2 separate regions of the Homo sapiens genome follow, and region 2 is linked to region 1. A link is a loop called in an ENCODE intact Hi-C map of the cell type or tissue named here. Cell type or tissue: MCF 10A. All regions are shown on one strand. Links, peaks and the distances in the headings refer to the core of each region. The heading gives the core; the rest is flanking DNA.

What was found. Peaks named below come from ENCODE experiments on the same cell type or tissue, not always from the same donor. Only the 100,000 strongest peaks of a DNase experiment are listed, where the experiment ranks them.
Region 2: a loop joins it to region 1, with 3 times the contacts of the local background. A loop is called at or near these places in 2 of 110 quality-filtered maps.

The regions. Positions count from the first base shown.
Region 1 is chr1:232,166,645-232,175,041 of GRCh38, reverse strand. No RefSeq gene overlaps it. Among named protein-coding and RNA genes, the nearest start is that of DISC1-IT1, 250 kb to the right of the region's middle. RefSeq lists an enhancer at 7,597-8,172. In MCF 10A, for the core only: a CTCF peak has its summit at 3,918; no DNase peak of the experiment used is centred there.
Region 2 is chr1:232,520,174-232,528,570 of GRCh38, reverse strand. All of the region lies in intron 2 of SIPA1L2 (signal induced proliferation associated 1 like 2), which reads left to right. Among named protein-coding and RNA genes, the nearest start is that of SIPA1L2, 110 kb to the left of the region's middle. In MCF 10A, for the core only: no CTCF peak of the experiment used is centred there; a DNase peak (open chromatin) is centred at 4,330.

The DNA.
Region 1 (8,397 bases), core at 237-8,236:
TGAGGAATTGATTAGGATCTACTGTACATTTAGAATAGTGTCTGAAAACGGCATCATGGAGCTATTATTGTTATTTTAAATAAATAAAGTTAGAGATGGTTCTGAAAGAAGATGCCCAGTATTTTTGGTGGAAACATTAAAAGGAGAGAAAAGGAGGGGGTCAAAAGAAATAGTGATCCCACTTGTTCAGTTTGATATCAATTACTGGGGAAGATCAGGACACACGCAGTGAGGGTCGTGTCAATGCTGAAAAGGCTAAACAATCATTGTATTTATTTGAATCAACTTTTTAAAAGCCACTTTTTAAAAGTGGCTTCATCTCCCCTTCCCCTGCCAAAAAGACCAAACTAGTGAAGACAAATGCTGGTAACTATATCTGTTTGCATTTTAAGTGTATCTCTATCTGAACAATTCACAGAACAGTGTGATCAGAAGGATCCCGTAACAGTTTCTGCATCCATGCCATTAAAGGTATACCCACCATTGACAGCCACTGCCGAGGACCTGGACCTGTTCCAAGTCAGGGATTTGCATAGCTTCTGTTTCCTGCCTCCTTTTGGTTCCCGCTTTTCTCCTCTTTACGCAAGCGCATGTGTTGTTCTGCTTTATCCAACCATTCCCTCCCACACCTTTCCCTTCCTCAGGTCTCCCCTTCATATCCCTGCCCAGCACTCTGGGATGAGCCTTTCTCCCATCTTACCCTCTTAGGGCCAAGCTTGCTATGGAATGCAAACTGAATTATGCTAAACAGTGAATGGGGTAATGTGCCAGTGTTAGCAAGGCTCTGACGTGATAAAGTCTTAATCTAGAGAAATAATTCATGGTGGTAGTTCAGAGTCTATGGCAAGGTAACGGAGATGGTTTAGGAACTGTGAGCCTGTTGATAAGCTCTTAAGTCACATTAGAGACAGTTGCTTATGAGTTGGGTTGATCCTACCCAGATGATAGCATTACTTAGGGCTCGACCCAGGGCAAGGGTTGTGGCATTCTAGCCAAGGGCCACATGTACATATATTAGGAACACAAAGAAGTCTGACTTAATATCTCTATTAAATCCTACTGTATATTGCAATGATCTCATTACTGATCTTACAAGGGGAGGAGGTGGCAGTGAGATAATCTCATTTGTATAAATCCCTACATATTATCACTAAAAATTACTGGGTGAGGTAATACATTTATTTGGTTATACATTATGGAATTAATTTTGCTAAAACATAATTGGGTGTGCATGTAAAACTATATACACACTGGAGGTTATTTACTGATGAAAATTATTATATGTAATAGATGTACTCTTGAAAGGTTGTTGATAAATATAAATGTGGCCAAGCATAGTGGCTCATGCCTGTAATCCCAGCACTTTGGGAGGCTGAGGCAGGAGGATCTCTTGAGGTTCAGGAGTTACACCAGACCAGCTTGGGCAACATAGCAAGACCTTGTCTCTACAAAAAATGTGAAAAAATCAGCCAGGTGTGGTGGCACATGTCTGTAGTCCTAGCTACTCGGGAGGCTGAGGTGGTAGGATTGCTTGAGCCCAGGAGTTTGAGGCTGCAGTGAGCTATGATTGCACCAATATACTTCAGCCTGAGTAACAGAGTGAGACCCTGTCTCTAAAAGTAAAAAAAAAAAAAAAAAAAAAAAAAAAAAAAAAAAAAAAAAAAAAGATAAATGTAAATGTTAATAAATAAATAAATAAATAAATATACACGGATACCATTTTTAAATGCACAAAGGGATACTGCTATTTAAAGAAAGCCTGTAATGACACCTATTGAAAAATGAGAGCTCTTTATGAAATGATTAATCATCTCTGAATTTTGAATCTTTAGTCTATCTGTTATCTTTGATAAAGTTTACTTGATCATGCAAATTGTGTACTTTATACGCACGAGTAATATGTAATATTACTTATGCATATGTAATAGCCACATATACTAAATCCAGCATTTTTTATTCCTGTTGCAACCTGGAGCCATGAACAACCCAAGTCCTACTGAGGCCAGTGTACTTAGCCCATCAACCTTCCATAGGCAGGATGCTCCCCATGGGCCCATGTCATGCCAACATAGCTATATTGCTCCCCATGGTAGCACCTTCCAAAGAAATAGCACCTTCTGGAAACTGAATCTTTTTGTTACATTTCCTTCTCTACAAATTGTGTTTCTTATTTTGCTTCTGATATTGTCTGGGACCAGGGAGACTTGAGCAGACCTGTTTCACGTGGAAATGTTGCTGGTTCAGCTTGGTTGAAAAAAGGGAGGACTGTAACCTCCGACTGCAATTTCCTGCCCAGCTTCCTGAGCAGCAGCTTTCAGACTCTTTTAGCCTGGTTATTTATTATCTGGGCTGACTGTATCTGTAGGTCATTGATCGTTACTATATTCTGATGCTGTCTTTATGAGCAAGTCCAAGAACTTCTAGTCTTAAAAATGTGAGAAAATTACATCTGTAATTTCTGGACCGGCTATAACTACCATATAAGAAAGTGTTTTAGGAACGCTTTTAACATAGAACTCAGATGTTTAATTTAGAGAAAATACTATGTGACAATCACGAAGTCAGCAGAGGAAAAGAGAGAAATCGCTGGTTCCATTCTTAGATAGTTCCTTTTTTGTTTCTCTTTTGACTTAATGCTAATATCCTGGCAACACTCTTCAGCTTTTCTCTGGACCTAGTCTCTGGGCCCTTGAGAGATATTTTCTTCCTACTAAGTTAAATTACTTCCCCTGCATGTTATTTCTTGTGGGCTTCTATGAAAAACCACCCTCAACGATGTTGGCCATTGTCGCGAATGTCTTCTGACTCTTTCTCACCTACTTACATATGCCCTCCATGCTGGTCATCACGACTTCTAAAACCCTACATCTTAATAGTGGCCAATGGTATGAAACCAAGGAAGCTTTTGTATAATATACCCTGACCACGATTCAGAAAATATATTCACAATTTTTTTTTTTTTTTTTCTGAGACAGAGTCTCACTCTGTCACCCAGGCTGGAGTGCACTGGCATGATCTCGGCTCACTGCAACCTCCGCCTCCAGGGTTCAAGTGATTCTCCTGCCTCAGCCTCCCAACTAGCTGGGACTACAGGTGCCCGCCACCATGCCAGGCTAATTTTTTTATTTTTGGTAGAGACGGGGTTTCACCCCATTGGCCAGGCTGGTCTCGAACTGCTGACCTTGTGATCCGCCAGCTTCGGCCTCCCAAAGTGCTTGGATTACAGGCGTGAACCACTGTGCCCAGCCTATTCACAATATTTATAAGCAAAGAAGCTCGACATTACACCAAAAATGGGAGTGTCAGAGACACACTCAAGCAAAGAGACATGTAGCTCCCTGGACTCACATGCATGTACTATGATGTCAGCTTGCTCTGCACCGCTGTCTGCAGTGACACCAGATGACACTTACCAATGGCCCCCTCCAGCTGACTCTCTTAAACCACCACTGGAAACATGCCTGGGATTACATGCTCCTCAGAGCAGAAAGAAAAATTTTCACCTTCTCATTTGCACATCTACGAAGATTCCCCAAGGGCTTCTAATATAATGTTCCGAGTAAGAGGGTAGAAAAGCTAATTGGATTTCTGTTCATAAATTGTTGAGCTGGTGCATTTATTTGTATGATAAAGTAAAATGTTAATGATATTCAACATGTATGGCATGTAATGAATTTATAAATCATCTCATTTATATTTCATAAGCATTGAATTTTGATCCTTTCTTCCCAACTGTCTCTCCTTGATCTAAAAGATCTATAATGTAATCATGGAGGAGAATCCTAGTATTGCCACTGTAGTTTCCCTTTTTAGATACATGTATTGATTATATTCTAATGCATATTGCCTTCTTTATATGAGCAATTCTCATTAAGTAGGAGTATTTGGTCATAAGAGTGGCACTCAGATGTTTACACAGCATCTCCTGCTGGTTCAGCTAGGTTCCTGTACCAAAGAGACAATTCAGGATATGGATTATGATAGGGATTCAGAAAGAACGCTGAACTAAGAGGTAAGAGTCTAGGTATGAATTGTGGCTCTACCAATAATTACATCTGTAGCTCTGAACTAAGTCATCTTAGTTTCCCCATCTGCTAAATGAGGGGCAGGAATTTATAGTCTCCAAGATCTCTTAAAGCTCTAACATTCTCTGTTCCTATGACATAGAAGTTCTGATAGTAGGGTAAATGAAGAAAGTAGTGGAAAAAATGTCATCGACTTCCTTTTAGGGGAGAAGGAAGAACTGAGTAAGAGAGCCATCTGGCCAAAGTGGGAACATCTTGGGGACAAGCTAAATCAACAAGATTCACAAATCGGGGGGAAAATACAATTCTTACCAAGGGGAGCGAAGGTTTTGATGAGAAAGTCAACAGTAAGCAACAAACCAAAACTGGCAGTACAAGAGCAAATGGGCTATTGGTCAGTAGCTGAGAGACTCATAGCAGATGGCGTCAAGCTTGAGAAATGATGCCTGGAGTATGGATCACAGCAGAGATTGTGGATGATGGGTGTATCCTGGGGCTCCCCCTTTAAGCAGCTCCAGGTTGGTTATCTGGGCATGGACATCACTTCTCAACAGAATTGCAGGTGCTGTCCAGTAATATCTTATTTTTTGAAATCTAAAATGACAGTGTCAACCAGGGCTTTCAGGGAATGTTTTCAGGCAGAATTTCAGCATGGGTAGCTGACTGCATCAGTTTGCTTGTATCACTTGGTCCTCGGTGATGAAAGCCATATATTTAGCAATTAGTCTTTTGAGGGCAAAATGAATTTTTCAATAAATGATGCTAAGATTTGGGAGAGAAAGCCTAAGCATTTGGGGAAAAATTAGATTCCCTACTTTATATCACGTACCAATATAAATTCCAAGAGAATTAAATGTTTCTGTGAAAAAAAAAAATAGCGAACTGAAAGAAAATCTTATTCCTAGAGGCAAAGTTTAATATCTTTAATATACAAAACCTGCCTATAAATAGATTAATAAAATAAGAATTCCGTAGTGGAAAAAGGAATACAAAACAGAAACAAGTAACTCATAAATGAAGACATAAAACTGACCAGTAAATGGATGAAAACATGTTGAAGCTCATAAAGAAATCAAAGAAAATGCAAATAGAAACATATGAAATACCACTTTAACGCATCAAAGATTTTATTTTAAATGGTACTTGATGTTGGTGAAGATTTGAGGGAAGAATGAATCCACTCTGCATGCATTGCTCTTTGGGACTCAGGGCTGCTGGGTCCCTCAATGGGCTTTCAGCTACTACATTTCACAGGTTTGCTTTAAGAGAGATGTGGCCAGGCAACTGAGTTTTGGCCAAAGGGATGTGAGTAGAAGTGAAGCCCACCACTCTAGGCCTGCCCATACATGCCAGGCATGGGACCCTCTGCGCCTCCTTCTCTGTTGGTTGATCAGTGGCAGAGGACCCAGAAGAGGACCGCAAGGCCCTACGAAGCCATGATAGAAAAAGTTTGAATAGAGCAAGCCCCCCTCACCACTCTATTACCAATTTGTTCTTCATGAACAAGAAATAAAATTCTTTTGTGTTAAACCACTGAAAGTGGAGGTTTATCTGTTATGTCAGCTGCGAGCACTGCCGTCAGAGGTTTTCAAAAATTGATGGCTTAAAGTGAGGTGCTGCCATAAAAAACACTTAAATATGTGACAGTAGCTTAGTGGTTGGGTGACAGGTGTGTGGGGAAATAGATCGAGCAGGCTGGATGGCTAGAAAGCCCTGTTAAGTCATGGCAAATAAGTGGCAAACCTGTTACCTTGAATGTCTTAGAAGGGAGACCCCCTCAAGGCCTCCTAAGCCCATAGCTCCAGGAAAAGTGGTGGTAGGAGCTAAAGTGATCAACTAAATCTACAGATGCCTTTAATAAGGTAATACAAATGTCATCCAAAAGACCACCAGGATGGCTTAATAGTAGAAAGAGGAGCTTTATCGGCCATATCAGTTCACAAGCTGGGAAGACAGAATCTCTGGTATGAACTGGAGGTGCTCTCTCTTTTAGGAGGGGAGGGGCAGGTTGGTTTTTATGCCTCACAGGGTCTGTATTACACAATACCGTCATACATATTCAGCAGGTTTGGGGGAAAAGCTATATATATTTATGAGCGGAGCCAAGCTGATGCACAATAGGTAAACATAAATGTAATATACATCCCATGTTCACTTTGGGGCAGGGTTTTAGCATTAAAATGAAGTGGAATTTGGCTCCTTTACATCAAGAGTTGAACTGTAGGACACAAAGACTGTGCAGCCTCTATAAGCTGCTGAAACAGGCATGAAGTCTGCAGGTGCTTATCAGAAAAGAGTGTTTGTAAGGCCAGTCCCCTGCCAAGAGTTGTAGTGGCCTGGGTTGTAAAGCTGGGTTAGGAGGGATCTGATAACTCCTGTTGTTAGGGAATGTATTGAGAGTGTGGTTTTTCTTGTAGTCATAGAAATTTAGAAATACGCCATACCAGCCGGGCCCTGAACCCTTGACCTGCAGGTAACTTTTGTCTTCTAAACCATGGCATCCATCTTAGTTGATAAGGTGGTATTCACTGTGGTCTCTCAGATCACACAAGAGAGATGACCTCTGACAACAACTGACTGTTTTTTCTTTTTAGAGGAGATAGAAAAAATGAGAAAGTCCACAAATAAAAGACCTCAAAGGTGGAAAAATTGAGGACTTCAGGACCCCAAATAACAATTGTTAAGACTGGAAAGGTCTAGTCAACCTTCTCAGTTAAACAAAGTGATTTGGCTCGTGTCAAAGGCCTTTTTTTTTTTTTTTTTTTTAAAGTTGCTCATAGACAGTCACCATCAACTTGCAAGAGGGAAGCTGTGGTGAGGATGCACAGGGAAAAGGCAGGCATGAGGGTCCTGCCTCAGGGAGCCCCTCCGTGAGGCTGCCACGTGTGGGACCAGCTGGAAGAAGACCATCAGAAGCTATTAAATATTCAAGGGAACTATTCTGCCTTGGAAACAAAAAGACCATAGAGGCCTTTCATCTGTTGAGATTAAAACAATACTTGTGTCTCCAAATTTGTGTGAGCAGCAAGTAGATTATAAGAGTTAGGGAGTTCCTGGCCGGGCACAGTGGCTCACGCCTGTAATCCCAGGACTTTGGGAGGCTGAGGCAGGCAGATCACAGGTCAGGAGACAGAGACCATCCTGGCCAACATGGTGAAACCCCGTCTCTACTAAAAATATACAAAAATTAGCTGGGTGTGGTTGGTGCGCACCTGTATTTCCAGCTATTCGGGAGGCTGAGGCAGGAGAATCACTTGAATCCGGGAGGCTGAGGTTGCAGTGAGCCGAGATCTCACCACTGCATTCCAGCCTGGGTGACAGAGCAAGACTCCATCTCAAAAAAAAAAAAAAAAAAAAAAGTTGGGGAGTTCCCTGTATTAATCACGTTTGGTTTTTTTTTTGTTTTTGTGGATTTTTTTTGAGACAAAGCCTCACTCTTGTCCCCTAGACTGGAATGCAATGGCACGATCACTGCAACCTCCACCTCCCGGGTTCAAGTAATTCTCCTGCGTCAGCCTCTGAAGTAGCTGGGATTACAGGCACCTGCGACCACACCCAGCTAATTTTTGTATTTTTAGTAGAGACGGGGTTTCGCCATGTTGGCCAGGCTGGTCTTGAACTCCTGACCTCAGGTGATCTACCCACCTTGGCCTCCCAAAGTGCTGGTATTACAGGCATGAGCCACCATGCCTGGCCTTAATAATGTTTTATTATTTTCTGTATTTTGATGCTTTAACAACTTTGGGCTTTGCTGACTCTGGAGGGACCGCCCCTCCCAGGTTAACCAATTCAGAGAGAGAGAGAGAGAGAGAGAGAGAGACTGAGTGTACCTTTCATATGCAAAGCAATCAATCCAGAGCTCATACTCCCAACCACTTCCCCTACAGGGTTCTCACACTCTAGGGCACTATCCTCGTGCCTTGGCCAGATGCCAGACAAGTAAGGCCGGCCCTTATGCACCAGAGTCCACTGAAATCATTCAAACTAGCCAATCCTAAGCCTGCTTACCTTACCTTGCCAGTTTCTTCCTGCGGAAATCAAAATAAAAGCTCTTCCCCACAGTTCCCCACCTCCCTCTGTCTCCTGACTGACCCTGTTGTTTCCATATATCTCCATCCCCCACCCTGCATGGTACCCCCCCGCCGCCTCTCAGGAACTGAATAACACACTGTTTTTTCAATGGTAACCATTTTGTGATATGTTGGCCTTACTATACTTTATTTTTTAAAACATTAATGCACTCTATTTTAAAACAACCCCACGTAACACAAACTCATCATTACCTATTTCAGATGTTGCCATGAAGAAAAATAGACACAGGAATTCCTTCCATTGAACAGAATCTGCTCTAATCAAGGAATTTTTCTTGCTC
Region 2 (8,397 bases), core at 273-8,272, 350 kb before region 1:
AGTTGCCCGTTACAGGAAGGAGGAGCAGGAGAGATGCTTGAAGTTAATGAATTTGTCTATAAGTTAATAAATTTGGGTTAGGTTGGGTTCTTTTGAACAGATGAAGCCAGTAATGTTTGTGTTTTGTTTTTATTTCTAATTTTTAAAAAGCTGTGTGTAAATTTGAGAACCTGCGACAGTAGAAAAAAATGAAGCAACTTGGATTCTAGTTCTGATTCTCTGGAAACACAGTCATTTGACTGCAGGCAAATGCTTACTTTCCTGCCCTAAGACTTTTTCCTTGTCTGTTTAATGGAGAGAAGTGTCTCTTTCTTGTCTCTTCGGAGATTTTTTATGGATCGAATGAACCTACAAGGGTTTGGGGAATAGTAAATCCTTCAATAAATGTAATTATGTTAATACTAACATTTTATAATTAAATATTCAGACAAGTTCTTTGGGTCTACCTGTGGTTTTTAGAAAGTTGATTATATATATATATATATATATATAAAACTTGCTTACTTGCTAACAAGAGATCAGTTTTCACTGTTGGGTGTTCTGTTTGTCTCAGAGTTGTGATAACCACAGTTTCTGCATCCAACTCTTATTCATTAACTTGGAAATGCAAAGAAAGCAGTAATTTCCCATGATCATATTTTTAATAAGAAAATGGGATTTTTAATTAAAAAATTATCTGGGCATGGTGGTACATACTTGTAATACCAGCTGCTTGGGAGAGTGAAGTGGGAGGATCGCTTGAGTCCAGGAGTTTGAGCTGCAGTAAGCTATTGATTGCACCTCTGCACCCCCACCTGGGCAACAGAGTGAGACCCTGTCTCAAAAAAAAAAAAAAAAAAAAAAAAGAAGAAGAAGAAGAATTAAATGGGGTTTTTGGTGTTCTTGTTATTTTAGAAAATGCTGTATATCATATTAAGTGGTCATTCTTTTTTCCTTTTTTTCTTCAGGTAAAGATCTTTAGTGTTATGAACTTCTTAAAAATAATCAAGCCAAATTAATTAGTGGGCATCTGTAATTAAAAGTGGTTTAAGTTTCCTTTTCATATTTAGCACTCAGTTCATACTTGAAACATTCCAAATCCAGTATGTTTAAAGAAGAGTCTTCCCCTCAGTGCCCTGGAATTTGCTCCCTGTGCCTAGTGAATTAAAATGGTATCCCTCTGGAAGCAAAACCTAAAGAAGTACATTATGGGAAAACATTTCTTGAGGATTGATCCTAGCATTACTCCTGGATTTGAGTTTCCAGGAAACTTTGTTTTCTGAAGAATCCAATGAGCTGGCCAACAAAGCTGGGACAATTATGAGTCAAACCAGACAATTAAAAAGTATGGAGCCCTTTCTGCTCCTGTCCTCTTTTCTGCTTTTTAATTTAGTGACCTTGGAAGTTGTACCACAAAGTTTCTTGTTTTATTTTAGGACAAGTTTATTGCAGCAGAGGGACATAGAATTTAGACTTGACACAGTGGAGCCAGTATTTTTAATATTTTTCTTCACCCACCAGATCATTCTGCTGGTCTGTCCGTGTGGAATTGCTTTATTTTGGTGACAGTTCCTGAGTAGTTGGACTGACACTCTGGTACTTTGTCTTTATTCTGTCAGGCCCCCAAGAAGACGGCGGTATGGGAAGCTTTGGGGAGGCCCCCTCAGAAGAGGACTGTACTGACCCCTTAGCAGGACACTTCAGTCTGGGAGGGAAGAGTCCTTGGGCACAGTCTTGATGTGGGCAGGGACATCTGCAGTGAGAGGATGTAAAAATCCACAGCCCTGGCCTCCCTGTCTCAGATACCGGTCAGGGGGGCACAGTCTCAGATGAGTGACTTGCTGCCTAGGCCCACCTTGGAGAATAAGTCTAATTTTAGGGTTATCAACTCAGGGCAGGGCATGTGTCACAGGCCTACGGTATATAGATTCTGGAGTTGGAAGAACTCTCAAGCAGTGGGTTACGGCAGGGGCCCATGGCCTGTTAGGAACCGGGCTGCACAGAAGGAGGCGAGCAGCAGGCGAGCATTACTGCCTGAGCTCCGCCTCCTGCCAGATCAACTGCAGCATTAGATTCTCATAGGAGTGCAAACCCTACTGTGAGCTTCACATACATTTAGGTTGAGCACTCTAATGTCTCATGATCTGAAGTGGAACAGCTTCATCCCAAGCCACCCACCCTACCCACCCCACTCCAGTGTGTGAAAAAATTGTCTTCCACGAAAACGGTTCCTGGTGCCAAAAATGTTGGGGACCGCTGGGTTAGGGGATCCCATGAGAGGTGTACACACCATCTGGCCTGCTTTTTGAGGAGTTAGACTCAGATGCTGCCAAGCACCAGGGTCCCTGGTAGGATGACAGATACAGGCCTGGGGAGGCCGGGTCTGTGTTTTCCTGCAGCACAGTCCACTTTAACTGGCGTTCAGTATTGGCACTACAGGGACTAGGAGAGTCTTAGGCACTTCTCAGAGAGGTTAGGAAGTGGAATATTGGTCTAGAACCTAAGGGCAACCTTTTATGTAGATAATACTGATTTCCTCAGTTGCAGTTTTGCCAGCAGCTTGGTCTATCCCACTTCCTGATTTGCCTTCCTCTCTTGGCTCCTCAAAGCTGTTTTTAATTGGGCACAAGTTATTCCTCAGTGAGATGGAAAGAACACTAGCTAAGGACTGGACATATGCACGGGAGTAAATCGCTCCACCCTGCCTATCCAGGCGTCTGCTTGCTCAGGTGTCAGGTGGTGATTAGACTCATAGTTTGCATCTGTGGTGTTAAATCTTCTGGAGTACTTATGTGTGCTTCCTCACTGGTCCCACAACAGTTATCTAAGTGTGCTAAGCAGACATGATCCCCATTGTGCAGATGAAACTGAAGTAAGTGGCCTGCTGAGGGTCCCAGTCATGTCTCCAGAGATGTGATGCAAAGCTCTTAATTCTTAATCTTTTGTGCTGTCTACGACATGAGCAGCCTTGCAGTGCACCAAGCGTCTCGTGGGGTGTAAGGCCTGTGAAAATATATTTGAGTATAAAATATTATTGGCCGGGTGTGTTGACTCATGCCTGTAATCCCAGCACTTTGGGAGGCCAAGGCGGGCAGATTGCCTGAGGTCAGAAGTTCCAGACCAGTCTGAACAACATGGTGAAACCCCGTCTCTACTAGAAATACAAAAAAAAAAAAAAAAAAAAAAAAAATAGCCAGGCTTGGTGGCGGGTGCCTGTAATCCCAGCTACTCAGGAGGCTGAGGCAGAGGAATTGCTTGAACCAGGGAGGTGGAGGTTGCCATGAGCCAAGATTGCGCCACTGCACTCCAGCCTGGGCGACAGAGCAAGACTCCGTCTCCAAAAAAAAAAAAAAAAAAAGCTATTATTATTCTAACAAAAATTTCTGTTGCATAGGAATAAAGGGCAGTATTTTTGTAAATACCTGCCATAAAAAAAAAACGTTAAATTAATCAACAGTAGGTATTGTTCATTCAATGTTAATATCCATTTTCTTCTTTATCTTAGTGTGGGACTTTAAAAGGGAGAAGCAGCAGCTAACAGTCCTCTTTTTATACAAGGAAGAATATTATATGTTCTGTGTAATTTAAACATCCATTGGTTTTATGAAGGATCTTAAAAAAATGTTATATTTATTGAATTTAAAGTTTATTTGTATATATGTAAGTTAGCATACATATACAGTTACATAATTTGGACACATTAGAAAAATACAAGGAAGAAAGCAGAAAGCATGCATAAGGCTACTTGTAAGAGCTAACCACTATCATAATATGGGGGTGTTTCTTTCCTGTATTTTTATGTATATAGATTTTTAACATACTTTGTTTCATGCCTTATATAAACCTTTCTGTATATGGCTGTTTACACATAATATTATATTATAAATCCTCAAGTTGATGCATATTCTTAAAAAATTGGGATTGTGTAGTTATTTATTTTATATATGTACTATGTTTATCCCTGATCACTGACTGTTAAGACTGTTTCTGATTTTTCATTCTTGTAGTTTTGGATGAATATTTTTCTATATAAGTTTTTAATTTTCTTATTATAAGTCTCTTATTTTCTTGGGTAGATTTTTCAGATGTAGAGTATTTGAACATTTTATAGGACTTAATATATATTACCTTATTGGTGTTCAAAGAGAGCTGCCAGTTTGCATCTGTCTGTAGCATGTGGGACATGCATCCCCCAGACCCTCACCGGCATGGGGAGTGTGTTTGTGTGTGTGACATGCATGTGTGACACACTCATGGACTTTTGTAACTTGCTTGGTCAGAAGTGGTATACTATTGTTTTAACTTCATTTCTTCTATGACTCATTATTCATGTGCATGTCTTACCCAGCTAAGCTTCCTGAAGATTAGGAAGCTCTTTCATTCATCTTTCATACTCTTCCCACCCACAGCATCCAGTACAGTGCCCTGGTAGAACTGAATACGTTGATTTACTGAAGTAACAAGAGGGTTTTTTTATATCAGACAATAAACCACATAAAACTGTTCAGCAAAACTCAGTATCTTATAACTCAAGTAAATATGGGAACAGTGCAAAGATGGCTTTCAGTGTGTGTGAGTAGTGAATGGAGTTTGTTGTGTATTTGCTGCTAAAATTACTGTTTTTAAAAAATCAAATACTGGACTGTTGTATGGATTGGCAGGATTTTCTTTTCATGTCCTTTATGCCAAGTTGAAAGGAAGCATCTTCAGATTTGAAGGCTTTGTGTTTATTTGTTGCATTTTAATAAAGAATACAGTGATGGGACACGCTTTGCACAGTTTAGTTCAATTTTTAACAATATTGATTGATGTTAGTTTTGTTGAACACCATAATACAGATACTTTGCAAGAGTTTTCACTGTGGATTCAATGGAAAATAATATTAGTGAGAACAGAATGTTTTCCGGAAGGATTGTATTTTTTTTAAAGCTCCAGCCTGCCAGTTTTCTTATAAAATGCTCATGTTCTCTTCTTTGCTACCCACTGTCACTAAACATTCATTTAAAGAATAGGACAGATTATTTTTTATGATTTCTAAATGAAATTAATAAGTACAGTCTATATTGGTTGACATTAAGTAGAAATTCTTTTCTCCTTTTGCTGTGTTTTCCTCAGACATAAATGCCTCTGCTTAAATTATTAATTGGAATGACTGATTTCCTGCTGTGCCATCTGTAATTCAGGGGTCACATTGCTGAAAAGATGTATTAACTAATAACCTCCTGAGAGAAGGAGGTGAGGGCTATCTCTTTTTATCTCTTTCTGATTTAAAAAGATTTAATGGGAAGCAGTCAATACTCACAGCTGTTCTTCTGTCTCCTTCAAAAAACTCCATGATCAAAATTATCTATTTAACAAAACAGCCCTTTGTTTATTCTATTTTTGACTTACAGAATGATGGGCAGGGTAGCAGTTTACTACCAGAAATTGGTTCTTGTTCCTTATTGACATACAGGAAGTTTAAAACTTTACAAAAGCCATATTCTAATACAGTATAAAGTCTCTCAAATAATTTCAAATGTAAGTTGTAGTTGGGAAGAGAATAGTGCTTCCCTGGAGATTGTTTTGGGCAACTCACTCAGCTTCTAAAAGCTTTTCTTTGCCTCTTGGAGAATCAGCTTAAACACTGCAGTCAGTTACTGGTTTGTGTTCTCTTATTCTTTGTGTGTAAATCAGTGAGCAGTCATCCTATACTTTGTAAACCTGACTATTTCCTTTACTGGGTTCCTTTGGAATAGTTATGGGTTTCATTCATTTGCTTAATTTCAAATCAGTATGTTTGTCAATAAATATACACTCATATATTACATTTTCAGCTATTTCACGGCTTTAGATCCCATTGAATCTTTAGAATAATCCTTTGAAATAGATAAAATTATTCCCACTTTACAGATAGGAAACTGAGGCTCAGAGATTACAGATGGCTTTACCATCATCTCAGCAGCATATAGTAGAGCTGGATATTTGCCGAGGGTCCATATGCCAGGACATGTCTATGTCTTCCCCATGCTTAGAGTTTAGAAGAGGATAGCAGCAAACAATAAACTGGTATAGAATAGTCTGGTGTAACTTAGAGTAAAAAAAAAAAAAAGGCACAATGCTATGGGGGCCACTTAGACCCAACCTTAAGGTTTGAGAAGGCTTTTTAAAAACATGATACGTGAACTGAGGTGTGATGGATAACACCTCTTAGTAAGGCAGGAAATAAATACATCTTGAAGAGATGTGGGCAGAGGTAGTGCATGTACAAAGGATAAGAACATGAAGGTCAACACATGGGAGCATGGAGGGTGGAAATCCAGCAGCTGCACAAGGGGCTGGAACTCATGGACCAAATCATGAGTGGCTTGTGCTGCCTTAAAGCAAGCAGCTTTATTCAGAGGGAAATAAGGAACTGTTGAAGGGTTTCATTATAATCTAGGAGAACTATGATAGTGGTTCTAACTCTGGTCGTGGCAGTCAAGATGAAGAAATTGACATGGATTTGAGGAGTATTTGGAAGGTAAAATGGGCAGGATTGAATGTGGGCTGTGAAGGGAAGGCAGGATGAGCACTGGGTGTTTGGGTTGGGCACCTGAGTGGTTGGTGGTGCCTTTCCCTGAGCTGGGCAGAGGAGGAACAGATTTGGGTGCAGGGAGGGGTAGGCAGGAGGACCTAGACTATCTTCCTGCAACTGTGAGACATCTTTGGACTTGTGGATAAGGATTTATGAGTCATCAGCATAGAGATGGCATATGAGACTATGAGGTTGGCACAAGGGAATGTATAAAATTAAAAGAGAAGGCAGGCTAGGGTAAACCCTGAAAAACATCAGCATTTAAAGACAACCTGAGGAGGAGGAGGAGCCAGCCAGCAGACCAAAAGAGACAAATGAGAATCAGTGTGCTCCAAGCATGTGTTATGATACTGTGTCGACTCAGGACTTTGGGATACTTTGGTCTGCAGTCATTTCAATTTAAATGGATGGATATAGGTTAGTGATGATTGTCAACCGAGTGTCAGGCATGACTGGGAGTAGAAGCAGTGACTGTGACAGACCAGGACCCCACCCAGATGGAGTTTACCAAGCTGCTTTACTTACAGAGTCACCCAAGAGCTCCATTTAACAAACCTTTGATTGGGCCCTTTCCTTCACTATGAAGTACAAATCAGTATAAAGGAAACTCATAATATGGGTTTCTTGTGGAGACTAAATCCTTCAGGGTTTCTTTATTGAGGTCCTGCTTTACTCCAATGAAAAAATTCTTAACTACATCAAGGAGATCAGCTTTTCTGGGATGTCACTTGAGAAATTCCTCCAAATAGCACGTGGAGTACTTTAAAAATTAGTTGGCCTAACACCAGTGTGAACTTTCCAGCAAGAAAAGATTTTATTCCCCTTCGCAGATCATAGGTTACCCCTATGTTATAAAACCCCAAAGAGGAGAATTCTGCTGGTTTTTATGTTCTCATGTTCAAAAATATTTATCTCTGGTACCACCCCAGTGTTTAATTCAAGATAAATGTTTAAGAACTTATTTTCATGTTCAGATCTATCAAAAACTTACCAGGCAAAAATATTATTGAACTTGTATATCAATTTATTACCATTATTATTTAATAGTAGCTACTTATCAAATTGTCTTATAGCTTTGATTTTCGTATTCTACTGTAATAGGAATGTGAGTTAATGGGTTGTTTTATAGCCATTTGGTTATAATTTCACTTAATACCAGGCTTAGTTTTTGGTAAATGCATTTTAGGTGATCAGACCTCAAGTGCGAGCAGCACCTCAGCTCATTGATTGTCTTCTTGGCCACAGAGAGAGGGTAAAAGTGGGATCAGTTTGTTCTTCCTTTTATTCCCTGTCCTATTATCCATATTAGTATTAGAGCTGTTGGGATACTGGCATGAAAAATAAGCATTTTTTTTACTATAGTTATACTTGTATTATAAATCTGCTATATAATTTTAACCATTTTTTCCCTTGAATGGGGCTCGTAATTTGTGCATTTTGTGGTTTTCAATCCATTTGCTACAGCTGCATTCCTGATAAGTGGCTCAATTAGAACTCTAATATTGGTCTTAAAGACTCACTGATGTCTCATGGAAAACGTCGAAAAACATCTTATTTAAAGACAATTATGCTTAAATATCAAATGCTCTCCATTTCTTTTCTATCCCTTTAAAATTATTACCAAGACAGTTAGCATGAGAACAGCTCCTTCATGCTCTAAAATTCTTCAATTTTGGTCGGTGGCCTTCCCTAGCCCTTCCTCACTTGGGGGCACCCCACTACCTGTGGGGTTTCTGTCTGGGTTTTTAAAGTGCTTGCAGAATGTTGGTGATAATTATTTATTTTTACTGGGGAGCAAAGCCATAGAATTTTATGAAATGCAAGAATAATTGGAAACTATGGGGAGAAGACCAGTGCCCCTC